Linked DNA regions of Homo sapiens: region 2 is linked to region 1. A link is an interaction called in ENCODE POLR2A ChIA-PET data of the cell type or tissue named here. Cell type or tissue: Caco-2. All regions are shown on one strand. Links, peaks and the distances in the headings refer to the core of each region. The heading gives the core; the rest is flanking DNA.

Region 1 (10,015 bases), core at 4,374-9,373:
ATGATATTCAAACCATAGTAGTCATTTTTTTGTGTGTGTTAGTTTTGCTGGAATCTTGTCAATTTTATTGATCTTTACAAACAGTCAGATTTTGATTTGAGTTTTTAAAAAGTTGTGGTAGAATATACACAAAATATAATTTGCCATCTTGTTTTTTTTTTTGTTTTTGTTTTTTTTTGAGACAGGGCCTCACTCTGTTGCCCAGGCTGGAGTGTGGTGGCGTGATCTTGGTTCACTGCAGTCTCTGCTTCCCAGGTTCAAGTGATTCTCCTGCCTCAGCCTCCCAAGTAACTGGGATTACAGGCACGTGCCACCATGCCCGGCCAACTTTTGTATTTTTAGTGGAGACAGGATTTTGCCATGTTGGCCAGGCTGGTCTCGAACTCCTGACCTCAAGTGATCTGCCTGCCTTGGCCTTCCAAAGTGCTGGGATTACAGGTGTGAGCCACTGCTCCTGGCCCTTAACTATTTTTTTTTTTTAACCTTCCACAGTCCTTTTATTTTGGAATAGGCTGTAAACAATCAAACCACGAGAACATGATTGTACAACAGTAAAATGTTCTCCTGTATTAAACTGAAGATATCTGTTTAATAAAAAAAAGAAAAAGAAAATGTAGGAAAGGTACTTAGAGCTGTTACTTTCTAAGTACACAACACCCTAGACAATTCAAGGCATCTTAATCTCCATCAAGAAAAACAAGAAAAAATAATTTTTGTCACGCTGTTAAATCCATCATTATGGATGAAACTGGTGCATATTGGTCAAACGGATCCAACAAACACTGATGTCCAAGCTGGCATATTGGCAACTAATACGTAACTGGTGGTCAATAGAGAGTTTAAAAGATCTTCCCTTTCTTCTTGTTCTTTTCCAAGGTTCTCGAAGAGTTCTGTTCTAAAATATGTTGTTGAGCTTCCCAGTTTGCCTTCTCATCCTCAAACTGACGACGTTTTTCCTCTAATTCTTTGTGCTGTGCTTCCAAATTCTTTTTCATTAGCTCACGGCGCCACTGGAGCTCAGCTTCAGAGTCCTTTAGTTTTTGAACTTTTTATTTGACCTTCATCTCTAACACCTGCTCCATCTCCATCTCTATCTTCTTCATTTTAGCTGCATACTCCCTTCTTTCTTCTTCCATTTGTGCCAGAGGGCTCTTAGTCAGCTGCCCTTTATTCTTGTTGTTATCAACTCCATTATAAGTCACAGCTGCCAGTTTTCTGCTTCTGTAGTTCTCATAGTGGACATTATTAGTAACATCTTTCAAGTCCTGAGTGTGTGTTTTTATCAGCATATTTCTTAGAATTGTAAAATCACAATGTTCACCATTTTCAACTTCAGCAGCACCCCAAGGATACTGCCTTCCTTTGACCCTTTTGCCATTAACTTCAATGATAGTATTACTAGCTTACCACAGCAAGAGGTAAACAGTCCTTTACCTTTTTAGCAAGTTTATTTTCTTCTTCATCATCTATTTCTGGAAAATCATATATCTTAATTTTATGTTCTTGGATTTCTTTCATTATCTGTTTTTTAAACTGTTGGCATTCCTCTGGTATAAGTGTGTCTGCTTTGGCAATAAGTTGGATGATAATCACTTTTTCATGCGAACGCTTCATAAACTCAATATCCAATGGTTTAAGTTCATGTCCTGAAGGAGCAATGAAGTATAAACAACACTGCACCCTGCTATTAGGCATCTGACGTCTGTTCACTCGTGATTCTGCATTTAGGTAGTCCTCAGATTTACTATCAATGTAATCGATAAGAGGCTGCCAGCAATTACTATTATCCACTACATCTCCAAATCCTGGGGTGTCAGCTATTGTGAGCAGCAACTGAACACCACCTTCTTTGATTAAAACTTTGGATTGTCCACCTGTATAGTCTTTTTAATTCTATGAGAAGGACCTGGATACTCTGGAGCATACAAATCTGTAAGGAATAATGAGTTGATTAATGTCGACTTTCCCAATCCAGGTTCGCCTCTCTGGGTAAGGTGGCTCACACCTGTAATCCCAGAACTTTGGGAGGCCGAGGTGGGTAGATTGTTTGAGCTCAGGAGTTCCAGACCAGCCTGCGAAATAAGGCGAGACCCTGTCTCACTTTGTATGCTGGTGCCAGCCGGGGGTGCCCCTGGTAGGTGCTCCCTGGGGTGTCTGCTTCAGGGCTTCTGCGAAGGTGCAGGTCAGGGCTCCTCCAGCTGGGAAACTTGGAATAGTTGGCAGCTGCTTTGAATGTTGGTTCCTTCTTCTCTGATGACCGTGCTGTCAACATCAAAACACACTGCATCTGCTGAGTAGAAAAGCTTCCTCAGCTCTGAGTGGGAGACCATCCTTGGAAGAATTTTCCTCGTTTCTCCAGTGCTAGATTTCTAGGAGACCACACTCTTCTCTTCCTGTTCCTTCTCTGGATAAAAATGCAGCACAGAGTTCTGACTACAGATTTCTTCAAGAAAGACCTGTGGATTCCGCAAGAGCAAGAGCCCAGGCTCAGGTGAGGCAAGGGTGCGGCCGGGGCTGCAACTGGCGCTGGCCATTGAGGAGCTTCTGCGCGACCTTGCGATCGTGCCCGCCAGGCGCCGGCCCGTTGGCTCGCAGCGCCAGCTCGCGCCGCGTCTGGCCCTTGCTGCGCCCGGCTCTGCAGGCCGGGAAGTTGTAAAGCTCCTCCATAGCTGATGGGCGGCGGCGGCCGGGCCGAAGCCTGCGGACACGGAAGGGCTGCAGCTCAGCGGCTGGTTACATCCCGCCCGGCCGTCTGTGGCCACCCAACCCCTTAACTATTTTTAAGTGTACATTTTAGTGATGTGAGATACATTCATAATGTAGACACTATCCATTTTCATAGCTTTTTAAAAAATCTTGTTAAACTCATACTTTATAGCCATTAAACAATAACTCCCAGTTTCTCCCTTCTCTCAGCCTCTGGCAACCACCGTTCCACTTTCCGTCTCTGATTTTAGCTACTCTTAGTACCTTATATAAGTGGAATCATCCACTATTTTTTTTTCTTTGTGACTGGTTTAATTCACTTAGGAGATTGTTGTCAAGGTTCATTTATGTTGTAGTATCGCATATGTCAGAAATTCCTTCCTTTTTAAGGCTGCATAGTATTCCACCATAGACATACTGCCAATGTGGTATGTCTGTACCACATTTTACTTAACTGTTAATTATGTTTTATTTATTGTGAATAATGCTGCTGTGAACATGGGTGTATAAATATCTCTTTGGAGACTCTGCTTCTGATTCTTTTTGGTGTATACCCAGAGGTGGAATTTGTGGATCATATGGCAATTCTATTTTTAACTGCTTGAGAAACTGCCGTACTGTTTTCCAGGGCCCATATCATTTTATGTTCCCTACACCTGTGCACTAGTGTTTCAGTTTCTCCACGTCCTTGCCAACATTTGTTATTCTTTTTTTTATTTTTCACAGTAGCCATCCTAATGGGTGTGAGGTGGTATATCTTAGTTTTGATTTTTCATTTTTCTAATAGTCATCGTGAGCATCTTTTCATGTTTTTTTGGTCATTTGTATAACTTCTTTGGAAAATGTCTGTGGAAGTTCTTTGCTCATTTTTGAGTTGGGTTGTTTTTGTCAGGTGTTCGTCCCACCTCATCCTCCTGAGTACCCAGGACTACAGGCACATGCCACTATGCCCCACTAATAGAATCTATTTTAGACCTAATTATATTCTGTCTACCTGAAAGACAATTGAAATAAAATGACATAAAGAGAAAGATAAAACATGCCAACACTAATCAAATTAAGCTGGAGTGGCTATGTTAATATCAGACAAAGCACACTTCAAAACAAAACACTGGGCCGGGAGGCTAATGCCTGTAATCCCAGCCCTATGGGAAGCCAAGGTGGGAGGATCGCTTGAGACCAGGAATTCAAGACCTGCCTGAGCAATATAGCGAGACTCCATCTCAAAAGAAGAAAAGAAAAAAGGAGGAAGTTTTTAGTTAACTGTTTGTTTGTTTGTTTGTTTGTTTGAGACAGGGTCTCACTCTGCCGCCCAGGCTGGAGTGCAGCGGTGCGATTTCTGCTCACTGCAACCTCCACCTCCCTAGTTGGAGCAATTCTGCCTCAGCCTCCAGAGTAGCTGGGATTACAGGCGCCTGCTACCATTCCTGGCTGATTTTTGTATTTTTAGCAGAGACAGGGTTTCACCATCTTGGCCAGGCTGGTCTCGAACTCGACCTCAGGTGATCCGCCTGCCTCGGCTTCCCAAAGTGCTGGGATTATAGGCGTGAGCCACTGCACCCAGCCTACTGTTGCTTTTGAAGGATACTTTTTTTTGCTGCATGTTTTGTTCAGTGTTTAGAAGGGTTTTTCCTTTAATTTTCTCCTTAGTACTTTAAATATGTTTTTTACTGTCTTCTGGCTTACATAGTTTCAGACAAGAAGCCTGCAGTCATTTTTACTTTATTCCCCCTTTAAGCAATGTGTATTTTCTTTTGCTGCTTTTAATATTTTCTCTTTATTAATCTTTTTCAGCAATTTGACTATAAAGTACCTTACTGGTACGTGTGTGTGTGTGTGTGTGTGTGTGTGTGTGTGTGTCTGTCTGTTTCAGATTTTGTTGTGCTTGGATCTGTGGGCTTATAATAATACAGCTTTTAAAATTTACAGCTAATTATTTCACTAAACAATTTTTTTGTCCCTATCCCTTTAACCCCAACCTCACACATATTAGTTAGGTAGGTTGCTATTATTCCACAGGGCACTGTAGCTGTGTTGTCATTTTTCATACTGTTCTTTATTTTGAATAGATTTTTTTTTGTTATGTCTTTAGGGATAATGATCTTCTTTTGTCATTTCTAATCACATGTTAACTTTTCAATGTGAAATTTGCATTTTTTTCTTTTTTTCTTTTCTTTTTTTTTTTGGAGACGGAGTCTCGCTCTGTCACCCAGGCTGGAGTGCAGTGGTGTAATCTCGGCTCACTGCAGTCTCCACCTCCTGGGTTCACACCATTCTCCTGCCTCAGCCTCCCAAATAGCTAGGACTACAGGCACCTGCCACCACGCGCCCGGCTAATTTTTTGTATTTTTAGTAGAGATGGGGTTTCACCATGTTAGCCAGGATGGTCTCGATCTCCTGACCTTGTGATCTGCCCGCCTCAGCCTCCCAAAGTGCTGGGATTAGAGGCGTGAGCCACCACACCCGGCCTGAAATTTACATTTGATGTTATCTTTTGATGTTACCTTTGAGTTCCATGTTATTTTTAATATCTTCTGTTTCTCTCATATTCATGTTTTCTTTACATTCTTGCGCATATGAGGCATACTTATAATAGCTGGATTATTGGATTATGCCCAGTAGTTAAGTTGGGAATCATTATTGTTCAGTTGAGACTTATTTATTTTTTTCATACAGAGTCACTCTCAGGATAAGTTGAGACTTATTTGTCAGCTCTTTTAGGGATGGTCTAGAATAGCATTTGTTCTGTGGCTCATTTAGCCCTGCTCCTAAAGGTGTGTCTCACTCTGGTCTCTGCTGAATGTGTTACATAGTCATTGAGGTCTTGCCACTCTGGCTAAAGACAATACAGTTGGCTAGAGACAATACAGTTGATTCGCAGCTTTCTGTGAGCTCTGGGAATTGTTCTTCTGTAATTGCTCTCTCCCTGGAAGTTGTTCTTGTTCAGTCTTCTGGGATTTCACATCACACATGTGCAGATTGGTATTCAGTTGAAACTCAAGGGTATCCCTCTGCAGATTTCTGGAGCTCTTTCTCTGAATACCTCTCTTCTCTTGGGTAGTCTGTCCCACAAATTCTAGTCTTCTTGAGCCACCTGAACCTATGATTTCTGTCTTCTCATTTCAGCTCTCATTTTGGGTTCCTATCTCTGTGTGGTAGTTTCTAAATTAATGCCAAGCAGAAAGCCTGTGCCATGGTAGGGGTCACCCTGTTTCTTTCCCTTTGTTCCCTTCGCCATACCTGTTGCCCAGTGTCTTATAATAAGGTTGTTTCTTATATTTGTCTGGTTTCCTAGTTGTTTGGGCTGGAGGGTAATTTTGACCTGTCTTACTCCCATGTGGCTTTATGTAGAAGTCTCCTATGTTACTTTAGGAACTCAAGTTGGTTTCAGATTCTGAGATTAATATGGAACATAAAGTTTTGGTAGAAAATTTTCTCAAATAAAGTTAGTTGTATTCTTTTACTTCACATTTCTTGGTAATAAAGTGAAGTGAAGAACACTGAAATGAAAGGGTTAAGAGACAGGAAAAAGAGGGGAACGAAGAAAACCCAAAGAAGGGTTAAAATAAATAATCTTCATGTTGTCATTTGTAATTAGACTTCAAACTTTCCTTAAAAACTGAAACTGGAAATATCTGACTCAATATGGAAATATAAAACATGTATCTATTTTGCTGTTTAAATATGAAAGTTGGCAACTGATAGGGTTTTGAAGAGTATGACCATTATCTTTGCATTCAGAATATAGTGTTTGATTAGTCAGAAAAGTCACATGGCAGAAGCCAATGAGCAGCAATAAGGACACCGATGAAATAAAAGAATTCGAAAATGACATGATGTCAATAAGTTGGTCCATTGCCCAGAAGGAAAGGAATTCTGATGAATTGATCAACGTAAAAAGCATGTCTTCCTAGTGCCAAAACCAAGAATAGAAATCAGAAGAAAAATTTGAAAAGCAAAAATTAAAATCAAAATTATTTTTTAAGGAGTAAGTAGGGCAATGCAGATAACTGATATGTTGATAGAGATTATAAACTAGACAGAACGAGCTTGAAATAAAGCCAGTTGTGCCAAAACAAACAACAGCATAGACAGTGATGGTCAAGATAGTGGAGAAAAAACTCAAAGTAGAGCAAAACATGGGTCTGAGAGATTAAGTTAAAAAGTCAGCTAAACCATACGGTTTCCAATTTCTTTAAAAGTGGATGTTTATGATTATGAAAAATCACAAAAGAAAGATGAAAAGTAAACTCTACCTCCATAATGGCATGTGAATTATTTTGTCATTCTCTATTTTCTTTGAAGCAGCCATGTTGGGATTGTTTCGAGGATTTCTAGTCTCCCAGTCCCCAGTTCTTGTATTGGTCTACAGGTTTCTAAACAAAAAGTGATCCTATTAAAAAAAAATTCTTAGACCTCATGCCTTCTTACCCCCTACCGCTGACTCTGCCCCAGCCACCGTATATCCTTCTTGTCCCTCTAACCCCCCTCACTTGCTCTCATCTCAAGAATTTTGCATTTGCTGTTACTTCTACTGCAATGCTTTTCTCCCAGATATCTGTATGGTTTGCTTCATCTTCAGTTCTGTGCTAAAGTGGCTCCTTACAAAATTTTATTTTAAAACATTTATTTTATAAATCTGTTATTTAAAATAGCTAGTCCCTTTTTCTTTGCTTTCTTTTGTTGGATGTTGTATGTGTAATACTTGTTTACTGTTGTCTCTTCTCACTAGAATGTAGTTTTGTGACAGGAGGGATTTTGTTTTATTTATTTCTGTATCCACTGTGTTTGAACAGAGTCAGACACAAAGGAAGATTGATAGAGTAATCTAGTAATGCTTGCTCAATGTGTTGTCCAAATACTTGTTTAAAATGCTTCAAACTATAATGTTTCATCTATCAGTTTCCGACAGTGGGATGTTAATATCTCTCTAATGATTAGTTACCAATTTCTCTTTGTTCTGTAAATGTTTGCTTTATGTAATCTGAAGTTCTCTTATGTTATCCAAGTAAATTAATTTTTTTATCATTATGACAGTTTAAGCCATTTATGTTTACTGTGAAAATTCATATTTATATTTATCTTTTTATGTTATTTTCTATGTACCATTTGTTTTCATTCCTTTTCTGCCTGCTGTTGGATTGATCAAATTTTCTTATCCCTTCTTTCCACTTTATTTTAATGTTTTCTATCAAATTTAAAAACAACTACTTAATAAATTCTTTTTTTTTGAGACGGAGTTTCTCTCTTGTTGCCCAGGCTGGAGTGCAATGGTGTGATCTCAGCTCACCGCAACCTCTGCCTCCCGGGTTCACGCCATTCTCCTGCCTCAGCCTCCCGAGTAGCTGGGACTACAGGCGCCCACTACCACGCCCGGCTAATTTTTTTGTATATTTTTAGTAGAGACGGGGTTTCACCGTGTTAGCCAGGATGGTCTCGATCTCCTGACCTCGTGATCCACCCACCTCAGCCTCCCAAAGTGCTGGGATTACAGGCGTGAGCCACCGTGCCCAGCCTAAAAACAACTACTTAATAAATTCTAAAGATGTTCTTTCTTTTTGTCCATGAACAATAAGATCCACCTTAGAGTGTTTTCTCCCTAATTCACCCTTTTTCATCTTTCAGGTTTTGTAGTCTTTTTATTTAGTTCTGCCTTCTTTCCCCTTTCCCCCTGTGAAGTTTGAAGTGATGCTATTTTGACTGCTTGACTTGTTATGTAACATTAACAAATTTCTAATGTTGAATCATCCTGGCATTCTGATTATATTCAATAGGATTGTTCTCAGTTTTTATTTTCATTCATAGTTTTTGACAATGTTTGTTGGAATTCTGAGTCAGGTACTTCCTTTTTTTTATTTTTGGTTAAGACCGACTTTTTGATAGTTTTTAGTAGTTTAATTATAAAACCATTTAGGCTTTGATTACTTCAATTTTTTTTTCTTTTTGAGATAGAATTTCGCCCTTGTTGCCCAGGCTGGAGTGCAGTGGTGCAATCTCGGCTCACCGCAACTTCTGCCTCCCAGGTTCAAGCAATTCTCCTGCCTTAGCCTCTCGAGTAGCTGGGATTACAGGCATGTGCCACCATGCCCAGCTAATTTTTCTTTTTGTTTTTGTATTTTTTTTAGTAGTGACGGGGTTTCTCCATGTTGGTCAGGCTGGTCTCGAACTCCCTACCTCAGGTGATCTGCCTGCCTCGGCCTCTCAGAGTGCTGGGATTACAGGTGTGAGCCACTACGCCCGGCTGGTCACCTTAATTTTTAATATATTATTATGTTATAGCTCCTTCATGGTTTAGGTTGGTTAACTTTTTTTTTTTGAGACAGAGTTTCACTCTTGTTGCCCAGGCTGGAGTGCAATGGTGTGATCTCGGCTCACTGCACCTCCTGCCCACTGGGTTCAAGCGATTCTCCTGCCTCAGCCTCCTGAGTAGCTGGGATTACAGATGTGCATCAACACGTCCAGCTAATTTTTGTATTTTTAGTAGAGACGAGGTTTCGCCACGTAGGCCAGGCTGGTCTTGAACTCCTGACCTCAGGTGATCCACCCACCTCGGCCTCCCAAAGTACTAGGATTACAGGCGTGAGTTACTGTGCCTGGCCTAGGTTGGTTAACTTTTTTATGAGAACAAGACTTAAATGGATTTCTTATTGTTTAAAACATAGTTCTTTGTTTTATTCTTTTTTCATATTATTCTTTTATTTCATATTGTCCCCCCCCCCCCACCCCCCTTTTTTTTGTTTGTGTGTTTGAGACAGTCTCACTCTGTCGCCCAGGCTGGAGTGCAGTGGCATGATATCAGCTCACTGCAACCTCCATCTGTCAGGTTCAAGCGATTCTTGTGCCTCAGCCTCCCAAGTAGCTGGGATTACAGGCACACGCCACAACACCTGGCTAATTTTTGTATTTTTAGTAGAGACGGAGTTTCACCATGTTGGCCAGGCTGTTCGTGACCTCCTGACCTCAGGTGATATATCTGCCTCAGCCTCCCAAAGTGCTGGGATTACAGATGTGAGCCACCACAGCCAGCTGTTTTTCACTTTTTAAATGTTTTATGTTTTTCAATTAAATACTGAGTTGATTTGTATTTTTTCTTTCTATTTCCTCCCTCCCTCCCTTCTTTGTTTTTTTTCTTTAGCTGGAATTACTGGCACGCCACCATGTTTGCCTAATTTTTGAATTTTTTTTTTGGTAGAGATGGGGTTTCGCCATGATGGCCAGGCTGGTCTTGAACTCTTGCACTCAAATGATCCATCTAACTCGACCCTCCAAAGTGCTGGGGTTACAGGTGTGAGCCACCTTACCCAGCCTT
Region 2 (11,461 bases), core at 3,102-8,101, 140 kb before region 1:
CTACAGGCATGAGCCACCAAACTCTGCTAATTTTTTTTTTTTTTTGTAGAGATGGGGTTTTGCCATGTTGCCCAGTCTGGTCTTGAACTCCTGGGCTCAAGTGATCCTCTTGCCTCTGCCTCCCAAAATGCTGGGATTACAGGCATGAGCCACCATGCCTGGCCTTGGTTTGGACTTTCTAATTGCAAAATAACACATACATGCACACTTTTTTTTTTAAACGGAGTCTCACTCTGTCGCCTAGGCTGGAGTGCAGTGGCACGATCTCAGCTCACTACAACCGCTCTCCCAGGTTCAAGCGATCCTTCTGCCTCAGCCTCCCGAGTCGCTGGGACTGCAAGCACACGCCACCATGTCTGGATAATTTTTGTATTTTTAGTAGAGACAGGGTTTCACCATGTTGGTCAGTCTGATCTAAAACTCTTGACCTTGTGATCAGCCACCACGCCGGCCCACACATTCATATTGTAGAAAATTCAAGCATACCAGAAGCCGACGGGAAAAATGGGACTGTCCCCTTGCCACCTTTGCCTTTACCCTGTTCCCCTCCAGAGCAAATCACATTCCTCACTTAGTGTGTGCCTTGCAAGCTACTTTCTATGCCCTTACACAAAGATACCTTTTTTGAACAGCCTTGATTTTTTTCAACATATAAAACTATCTGTTTGCTGTTTTTTCAACTTGCTTTTTTCCACTTACATAGATCATATACAGCCTTGCATACATATCAGGATATAGATATATACACACACATATATATTTCACTCCTTTTAAGAATTATTAATGATTTAGCAATTATTGTTTTAACCACCTCTCAATCCATAGACATTTGTTTCCAGTTTTTGCTATTGTAAACAATCCTGCAAGAAACATTAGCTGTATATATGTTTGCATCATTATGCTTTAAATTTTATTTACACTCTGCTTACTACTAAAAAGGACTTAAAATAGCTAAAAATTATTTTTTCAGTTGAATCCAAATCTAAAAGATGCCAGGTGTGATTTAAGATGACAAAAAGGAAGAAGAGAAGAATCAAGCTAATGTCAGAAAATGTATAAGTGAATTAAGCTAAAATGCTAATTTTGAGAGGGTAAAACAGATGGGGCTTTGTAATATGTGATCCAAAGGTTTCTGGAGACACTTATGTTTGAATTAGAAGATACTGCCTGAGATTTCTTGGCAGCAGAAGTGGAAAGCAAAGTGATGTTAAATTGATTTTTTTTTCAAACAATTACTCCCACCAAATCATCCTCCATCATTCTATTTTTAAATACCAACAAGCATGTTGTATACATTTAAAATCAATGAATACTATTTAATAAAATTTTGTATTTATGTACATTTTCCATTTTTGCATTTTCATACTTTTTCTGTCTTCTCATTTCTAATGCCAACACTCTCGTCGATGTTAGAAATTTTATGAGAACTTTGCCCTGTCTTCTACACTAGCTAATTTAGAAAGAGGAATGGCCTCCACCCTGAGGTTCTTCCCAACAGATACATGCCCATGAAAAATCTCTCCAGAGGCCTCGGATCGCATTCCATCAAATGTGTCCCTCGTAGCCACCCATAGCTATATAAAGAGATATTTGGGGCTGGGCGTGGTGGCTCACAACCGTAATCCTGGCACTTTGGGAAGACGAGGTGGGCGGATCACTTGAGGTCAGGAGTTCAAGACCAGCCTGGCCAACATGGTGAAACCGCCTGGCCAACATGGTGAAACCTTGTCTCTACCAAAAAATACAAAAATTAGCTGAATCTGGTGGCGCATGCCTGTAGTCCCGGCTACTCGGGAGGCTGAGGCACGAGAAGCGCTTGAACCCAGGAGGCCAAGGTTGCAGTGAGCTGAGATAGCACCACTGCACTCCAGCCTGGGTGACAGAGTGAGACCGTCTCAAAAAAAAAAAAAAAAAAAAAAAAAAGATATTTGATAGTAATGTTGCCCTAATGGAAACTCTTTCTAAGAGCTAGCAAGGCCAAGTTTGATTAAAGAAAACTCTGAGAATATATACGATGAATACTGGTAACGATGGTGATACTAGTAAGAATATTGGAGGAGGGGTGATAGGAGAAAAACTCAAGAGAAATCCAGCTGGCAGTCAAATGTGAGTTATTTATTTATTTGTTTTTATTTTTTATTTTTTTGAGACAGAGTCCCACTCTGTTGCCCAGGCTGGAGTGCAATGGCATGATCTTGCAACCTCCGCCTCCCAAGTTCAAGCAACTCTCATGCCTCAACCTCCCAAGCAGCTGGGATAACAGGCACGCACCACCACACCCGGCTAACTTTTGTATTTTTATTAAAGATGGGGTTTCACCATGTTGGCCAGGCTGGTCTTGAACTCCTGGACTCAAGTGATCTGCCCACCTCAGCCTCCCAAAGTGCTGGGATTACAGGTGTGAGCCACCGCACCCGGCCAAATGTGATTTAAATATATAGGAGCAAACAGGCTCTTTCTTTATGGGTCATTGCTTTTTTTTTTTCTTTTTTTTCTTTTTTTTTTTTTTTTTTGAGACGAAGTCTTGATCGGTCACCCAGGCTGGACTGCAGTGGTGCAATCTTGGCTCACTGCAAGCTCTGCCTCCCGGGTTCAAGCAATTCTCCTGCCCCAGCCTCCCGAGTAGCTGGAACTACAGGCACATGCCACCACGCTCAGCTAATTTTTTGTATTTTTAGTAGAGAGGGGTTTCACTGTGTTAGCCAGGATGGTCTCGATCTCCTGACCTCATGATCCGCCTGCCTCGGCCTCCCAAAGTGCTGGGATTACAGGCGTGAGCCACCACACCCAGCCAGGGTCAATGCTTTTTCTACAACTAAATGAAATTGTTGAAGTCACTTGATTCTTTTTGCCACCATCCCCATGTTATCTCTCCTGAGTATGGAGGAGAGGCCTAGAGCATCTATCCCTCCTCTGAGAATTTCGCAGCATCTTTCAAATCACACCGGGTAGGCCAGGTACGGTGGCTGATGCCTGTAATTCCAGCACTTTGGGAGGCCAAGGCAGGAGCATACTTGAGCTCAGGAGTTTGAGACCAGCCTGCACAACATAGACAGACCTCATATCTACTAAAAAATAAAAAAACAAAAAAATTAGCCGGTCGTGGTGGTACACACTTGTGGTCCCAGCTACTCAGGAGGCTGAGACGGGAGGATTGCTTGAGCCCAGGAGATTGAGGCTACAGTGAGCCATGATCATGCGACTGCACTCCAGTCTGGATGACAGAGATCTTGTCTCAAAAACAATGGCCGGGAGCAGTGGCTCGCGCCTGTAATCCCAGAAGTTTGGGAGGCCGAGGGGGGCAGATCACTTGAGGTCAGGAGTTCAAGACCGGCCTGGCCAACATGGTGAAAGCCCATCTCTACTAAAAAGACAAAAATTAGCCAAACGTGATGGCGTATGCCTCTAATCCCAGCTACTCGGGAGGCTGAGACAGGAGAATCGCTTGAACCTGGGAGGTGGAGGTTGCAGTGAGCTGAGATCGTGCCACTGCACTCTAGCCTGGGCAACAGAGCGAGACTCCGTCTCAGTAATAATAATAATAATCCCCACACTTTGGGAGGCCGAGGCGGGTGGATCACCTGAGCTCAGGAGTTCGAGACCAGCCAGGCCAACATGATGAAACTCCGTCTCTACAAAAAATACAAAAAAATTAGCTGGACGCGGTAGCGGGAGCCTGTAATCCCAACTACTAGGGAGGCTGATGCAGGAGAATCGCTTGAGCCTGGTAGGCCAAAGTTAAAGCGAGCAACATCATGCCACTGCACTCCAGCCTGGGCGACAAGAGTGAATGAAACTCCATCTCAAAATCAATCAATCAATCAATCACGCCACTTAGGCATCTGGTCACTACTTCCTCTTGTTCTCAAGGTCTTTCCTTCCTAAAGACTATAGCCTCTAGGGTGGCACACCTTAGCCATCTCCATACCTCAGCCATGTGACATGGTCTCAGCTGGAAGCTGTTCAACAGCCTCCTTATCTAAGGCTTGGGCCTTTGCTGGGGCACCCGCGGCAAAATATTATGTGTTGGAACCTCAGTATGCTCAGCTGTAAAATTGATATGACTGTATTATAGCTCTTTTTCCTTGTTCCAGCTTGCCCCCAAATCACTGGAACAATTAGGACACTCACCTAAAGCACTTTGGTGTCCTTGATGGAAGGTCCATGTCAAGAGGTGTGCTGGACGGAAACACATTGGGTCTTACCAGCCTGCAGGAGCAGACTGGCAAAATTTCAGGGATTTTGCAACCAGGGAGATATCACCCTGGTAGCCTGAAATTTGTTTTAGTGGAATATCAGCACCATAGAAATCATTAAAAGCTACAAACAGCACCTTTGAAAAAAATGTATTCCAGGCCAGGCACGGTGGCACCTGTAATTCCAGTACTTTGGGGGGCCAAGCAGGACAGCTCACCTGAGGTCAGGAGTTCGAGACCAGCCTGGCTAACATGGTGAAACCCCATCTCTACTAAAAATACAAAAACTAGCCAGGTGTGGTGGCAGGCACCTGTAATCCCAGCTATTCAGGAGGCTGAGACAGGAAAATCACTTGAACCCAGGAGGCAGAGGTTGCAGTGAGCCAAGATCAGGCCACTGGACTCAGGTCTGGGCAACAATGAGACTCCGCTTCAAAAAAAAAAAAGAAAAAAAAAATGTATTCCAGAGAGCTGTTTACAAAACAATTACCAGCACACCACTAGTTTGTCTAAATTTTTGAGGCTACTTTTTTTTTTTTTTTTTTTTTGAGACAGAATCTCATTCTGTCGCCCAGGCTGGAGTGCAGTGGTGCAATCTCAGCTCACTGCAATCTCCACCTCCCGGGTTCAAGCGATCCTCCTGCCTCAGCCTCCTGAGTATGTGGGATTACAGGCGCCTGCCATCACACTCAGCTAATTTTTGTATTGTCAGGAGAGACAGAGTTTCATCATGTTGGCCAGGCTGGTCTAAGAACTCCAGACCTCGTGCTCCACCCGCCTCGGCCCCCCAAAGTCCTGGGATTACAGGCGTGAGCCACTGTGCCCGGCCGTGTTGGGGCTACTTTCTAACTACTTCTGACTGATCACTTTGGTGACAAAGGAAATGCTGAATAGATAAGGGGAATCCAATTCTTTTGAGAGTGTCTTTTCAAAGATCCTGCCCACTTTCAGTGAAATAAACTAGACGAATTCCAGGAAGTGTGGACACTGAAAAAACTACAGTAAAGTTCTAGAAGATTACCCCAAGTCCTGGCTGACACCAGCACCTGCTCACAGAGTCCTTCCTTAACAGAGCTGACCAGGGTCTGCATCTGGTGCCAGGTCGTGAAACCTCCAGGAGGGACTAAGTGTGCCCCCTGAGCTAATTGTGGAAGGCAGCTGGGGAGAGGGCCAGCTCCAACCAGCTCTACCAGTTTTCCCCAAGGCCATAGGCAGATCTCCTGGGAACGTCTCCTGAGCTCATACCTATCATGGTTTCAGTGTTCCTGCTTCTGCTATGGGAGAGGATCAACAAACCATTGGTGGGGGGTGGGGACTGCAGTGAGGACAGAGCTTTAATGCCAACTGGACGAGCATGAGCTGTAACTATTTGGCTGTCCTTCTGAATTTCTATTGCTCTGCAAATATTCTCTGAAGAGCAGCAATGAGCAAGGTGAAGCAGGCAGATGTGGGTGAGACTGGGCTGGTATCACCCCACCCATCCGCCCAGCTAAGCAATCTTGGGCAGGCCACTTGTCTATGCCTCAACTTCCTTGTCTGCTAATTGGGGACAATACCCTTATAGGCTTGCGTGGAGATTTAATAAGTCTCACAAAAGTCTCAGAACGAGGCTGGCTTCAGGGGTATGCTGTTAGTGCCGTGACACAGCGTCCCCATGCTCAAAAGGGTCCCACACTTGGGACTGAATGTTCTGCAGTCATCATCTTGAAATTCTTTATTTTTTATTTTTTTGATATGGAGTTTTGTTCTTGTCACCCAGACTGGAGTGCAATGGCACGATCTCGGCTCACTGTAACCTCCGCCTCCCAGGTTCAAGTGATTCTCCTGCCTCAGCCTCCTGAGTAGCTGGGATTACAGGTGCGTGCCACCACACCCAGCTAAGTTTTGTATTTTTAGTAGAGATGTGGTTTCACCATGTTGGCCAGGCTGGTCTCGAACTCTTGACCTCATGAGATCTGCCTCAGCCTCCCGAAGTGCTGGGATTACAAGCATGAGCCACTGCACCCAGCCTGAAATTCTTAATGATTTTGTCTTTGAATTTCTGTTCCCACAGGGCAATGGAGTGCGCATGCATCATGGACTTGTAGTGCAGTGTGTGGTCCCACCTCCCTGCCTCCCCCTGGCAGGTTCCTGACTGCCCATTCCCCTGTCCCCTGCACCCTGGGTTCCATGGCCCCCTCCCCACTCCCACCTGGCCACCTGGCCACCCTTCACTCTGGGCAGGGCCTGAGTGTGGGTGCAGGAGGATCAGGGTAAGGCACGTGTTCCCTGGTGTCTTGAGCACACAGCATGCTCCCGAGCACCCCCGGTGGGGGCAAGCCTCTTGCCTGCTGCCTACCCAGGTACCTAGTGTGTGCTGGTGCAAACTTTGCAATGCCTTGGAGGGTGACCTCTCTGCCACAGATTGGGTGGTAGGCTCCTGGCCCCTAGCCAGGGCATGGTGCATTGGTCTAGTGGCTAGTCAGAGTGGGGCTCAGTGGCAGATGGATGCGCCTGTGAACACAGAATGGTAGGGCAGGGACCCCAGCCCTTGGGAGCGTCCCCACTCCTCCAGGAGCATCCTTGATGCTGCAGGGAGTATAATATTCAACAGAAGATTTACAAACAGGACAGTTACACAGATAGATCATGAAAAAAAGAATACTTTGTATTTGGTACCCTTTTTTTTTTTTAAGACAGGGTCTTGCTCAGTTGCCCAGGCTGGCATGCTGTGGTGCAGTAATAGCTCACTGCAGCCTTGAACTCCCGGGCTCAGGCCTCCCACCTTGGCCTCCTGAGTAGCTGGGACTAGGTGCACAACACCACGCCTAGCTGATTTTTTTTTTTTCTGAAGTAGAGATGAGGTCTCACTACGTTGCCCAGGCTGGTCTCAAATTCCTGAGCTCACACGATCCTCCCAGCTCAGCCTCCCAGAGTGCTGAGATTATGGGCGCAAGCCACTGTGCCCGGCCTGTACTTGGTACCTTTAACAGCACTTTTCTCTGCTGTTCGAACAAGGAGCCCTGTGTTTTCATTTTGCCCTGAGCCCTGCAAATTATGCAGCTAGTCCTGCTGAGAACATTACCTGGCACACAATAGGTGCTCAATCAAAGTTAGTAAGTAGAATTATTATGACAATATATACATTCCCTGTGGAGTCATGTACCTGAGAGGACCATTCCACATCTTCACATGTAAGGATAAGGGTCATGTCTGTTCAGTATCGCGTGGGTCTTGATACAGCATCTTGTGTTAATATGAACATCCAGCCGAGCGTGGTGGCTCATGCCTGTAATGCCAGCACTTTGGGAGGCCGAGGTGGGCAGATCCCTTGAGGCCAGGAGTTACAGACCAGCCTGGGCAGCATAGTGAAACCCCGTCTCTACTAAAATACAAAAATCAGTCGGGCCTGTAGTCCCAGCTATTTGCGAGGCTGAGGCTCGAGAATTGCTTGAACCCGGGAGGTGGAGGTTGCAGGGAGCCAAGATCACACCACTGCACTCCAACCTGGGCCACAGAGCGAGACTTTGTCTCAATAATAATAATAATAATAACATAAACATCCACAGCAACAGAAGATGACATTGATTGCTGCGGTGACCTTTAGCATTCAATTTTTTTTTTTTTTTTTTGAGACAAAGTTTCACTCTTGTTGCCCAGCCTGGAGTGCTATGGCACAATCTGAGCTCATTGCAACCTCCGCCTCCCAGGTTCAAGCGATTCTCCTGCCTCAGCCTCCCAAGTAGCTGGGATTACAGTTATGCGCTGCCACACCCAGCTAATTTTTGTATTTTTTTTAGAGATGGGGTTTCACCAGATTGGGCAGGCGGGTTTGAACTCCTGACCTTGTGATCCGCCCACCTTGGCCTCCCAAAGTGCTGGGATTACAGGCATGAGCCACCACCTTCTTTCAAAGAGCCAAGCACTAAATCTTTATTGAATATCTACCTGGGGAGTAGACAATCTACCTGAATCTAGGGAAGCCTACTATAACAATTCTTTAAAAGGGGATTCAGCTCCAAGTGATGTACTGTGAACTGTACGTGGCATGGGGACCCAGAGAAGGGAGGGATCAATATGGCCTTAGAGCAGTGACAAGCTAATCTGAGTCACATCAAAAGCATCTTAGACTCAATGACACAGAGTGCTGGGCCCCCCAGGGTTGCCAGCTCAGTAGGTCTGGGGTTGCAGGAGTGAATTTCCAGTCCCAGGTGACACTGCTGCTGCCGTACTGTGCTTTGAGAACTACTGTTGTAGACTAGACCAATCCAGGAAGCCTTCATGGAGGAGAAGATCAAGACTTAGTAATTAGCGCAGTTAGTTGATTGGTGGGAAAGAAAGCAATTGCAAACAGAGGGAATGACATGAACATAGGCACAAAATCCAAAATGAGAGTGTTTTGTGTGTGTGCGGGGAAAGGTTTTAAGGAGACAAGGGTGACATGCCTCCTGGTAAGATATTCTGTTCTGATGAGCTATGACTGTGCACTTCTCTCCAAAAAATAAAATAAAATAAAATAAAAATTTTCAAAAATTGGCAAAGATAAATCATGCTATTAGAATAAAATTTTTTTTACTTCTGTTGTAAAACCAGAGTTGTAAGCCATGAAAGTAGATATTATTTTTCTCTAACCCTGTCACCAAAACTCTGTGTGTGTGTGTGTGTGTGTGTGTGTGTGTGTGTGTGTATTGTCAACCCAAAATATCTGAGACAGGTCTCAGTCATTTCAGAAAGTTGATTTTGCCAAGGCTAATGACCACTCGTGAGACAGCCTCAGGAGGTCCTGCGGACATATGCCAGAATGGTCAGGATACAGCTTGCTTTTATACATTTTAGAGTGACATGAGACATCAATCAATATGTGTAAGATGTATATTGGTTTGGCCGGGCCCGGTGGCTCATGCCTGTAATCTCAGCACTTTGGGAGGCCGAGGTGGGTGGATCACCTGAGGTCGGGAGGCCGAGGCAGGTGGATCACCTGAGGTCGGGAGTTTGAGCCTGACCAACGTGGAGAAACCCCGTGTATACTAAAAATACAAAATTAAACAGGCATGGTGGCGGGCGCCTGTAGTCCCAGCTACTCAGGAGGCTGAGGCAGGAGAATCGCTTGAACCCGGGAGGCGGAGGTTGCAGTTGGCTGAGATCGTGCCATTGCAATCCAGCGTGGGCAACAAGAGCGAAACTCCATCTCAAAAAAATAAAAAATGAAAAAAAGATGTACATTGGTTTGGTCCCAAAAGGCAGGACAACTCAAAATTGGGGCTTCCAGGTCCAGGTAGATAAGAGACAAAAGACTGCATTCTAGTCCGGGCACATTGGCTCACACCTGTAATCCCAGCACTTTGGGAGGCCAAGGCAGGGGGAATCACTTGAGACCAGGAGATCAAGACTAACCTGGCTAACACAGGGAAACCCCTTCTCTACCAAAAAAATACAAAAATTAGCTGGATATGGTGGTGCACCTTTAGTCCCAGCTTCTCAGGAGGCTGAGGCAGGAGAATTACTTGAACCTGGGAGGCAGAGGCTGCAGTGAGCCGAGATCTCCTCACTGCACTCCAGCCTGGGCAACTGAGCCAGACTCTGTCTCAAAAAAAAAAAAAAAAAAAGGTTGCATTCTTTGGAGTCCTTGATCAGCCTTTCACTGAATACATAACTGAGCATGACTCAGTGAATCTGCATTTTTACATAACCAGTAGAGGAAGCAATCAGATATGCCTTTGTCTCAGGTGAGCAGAGGGACGGTCCCTCATCTGTAAAGATAAGCTATCAATTTACATTGCCAGGGTGAAATTCAACAGAACTGTTTTAGGGTAAAGATCTTGAGGCCCACAAGGAATTTCTCTGGGGGCAAATTGTGAGGAAGGTATGTAGCTTTTATTTATTTATTTTTATTTATTTATTTTTAAGACAGAGTCTGCTCTGTTGCCCAGGCTGGAGTGCCGTGGTGCAATCTTGGCTCACTGCAATCTCCGCCTCCCGAGTTCAAGCCTCCTAAGTAGCTGGGATTACAGGTGTGCGCCACCACGCTTAGCTAATTTTTGTATTTTTTTAGTAGAGACAGGGTTCCACCATGTTGGTCAGGCTGGTCTCAAATTCCTGACCTTGTGATCTGCCTGCCTCGGCCTCCCAAAGTGCTGGGATTACAGGCGTGAGCCACCACACCCAGCCATGTAGCTTTTTTCTAATTTACTTTTTTTCTTTTTTCTTTTTTTTTTAAAATACCACAATCAGGCCAGGTGTGGTGGCTCATGCCTGTAATCCCAGCACTTTGGGAGGCCAAGGCAGGTGAATCACGAGGTCAGGAGATCGAGACCATCCTGGCTAACACGGTGAAACCCCGTCTCTACTAAAAATACAAAAAAAAGAGCCAGGCGTGGTGGCGGGCGCCTATAGTCCCAGCTACTCGGGAGGCTGAGGCAGGAGAATGGCGTGAACCCGGGAGGCGGAACTTGCAGTGAGCCGAGATTGCGCCGCTGCACTCCAGCCTGGGCGACACAGCAAGACTCCATCTCAAAAAGATAAATAAATAAATAAGAAATAAAAATACCACAATCATGATTACATGAGGTATATAGCTTTTTTATCTTTGTAACTATCTTATTTAGGAATAAAATGGGAAGCAGGTTTGCCTGACACTTCCCAGCCTGACTTTTTCCTTGGCTTAGTAATTTTGGGGTCCCAAGATTTATTTTCCTTTCACACTATATAGAAAATACCATGTTACAAAGGATGAGAACACTCCTGAAATTAAAGTATTGGTCCCTTGGAGAGCTTTCTTTTACACTTTCTGTTTGTTTTTTCAAAATTCAGTTTATGACACTATTCCACTGTAAATAGTCCCTTTAAAAGTCCTAGGTCTTTAAATATTTATCTGAGAGCTTCAGTTAAAGCTCTCAGTGGCTACTGATATTTTGACTTTGTATTCTCTGCAAATCTTTAATAGTATACAGCTGCCATTTTTGTAAACATTAGTGGTAAGAAGAATAATTTACTGAAAATAACAAAGTTTTACAGAAAACAGACCTGGTTCATATTCAAATTTTGCCATGTCTTAGGAACTTGTCTAATGCCTTTAGGAAATAAATAATGACAGCCTGGCACAGTGGCTCACACCTGTAATCCCAGCACTTCGGGAGGCCGAGGTGGGCAGATCACAAGGTCAGGAGTTCGAGACCAGCCTGGCCAACATGGTGAAACCCTATCTCTACTACAAAAAGATACAAAAGTTAGCCGGGCGTAGTGGTGGGTGCCTGTAATCCAAGCTACTTGGGAGGCTGAGGTAGGAG

Evidence for each region. Peaks named below come from ENCODE experiments on the same cell type or tissue, not always from the same donor. Only the 100,000 strongest peaks of a DNase experiment are listed, where the experiment ranks them.
Region 2: POLR2A ChIA-PET joins it to region 1 with 5 read pairs; 5 of 35 experiments call an interaction of 5 or more read pairs at or near these places.

Annotation. Positions count from the first base shown.
Region 1 is chr7:152,359,486-152,369,500 of GRCh38, reverse strand. The region is part of intron 1 of KMT2C (lysine methyltransferase 2C); the gene reads left to right. It also overlaps the pseudogene SEPTIN7P6. Among named protein-coding and RNA genes, the nearest start is that of KMT2C, 72 kb to the left of the region's middle. In Caco-2, for the core only: no CTCF peak of the experiment used is centred there; no DNase peak of the experiment used is centred there.
Region 2 is chr7:152,498,565-152,510,025 of GRCh38, reverse strand. No RefSeq gene overlaps it. Among named protein-coding and RNA genes, the nearest start is that of LINC01003, 40 kb to the right of the region's middle. RefSeq lists an enhancer at 9,617-10,117. In Caco-2, for the core only: no CTCF peak of the experiment used is centred there; a DNase peak (open chromatin) is centred at 5,435.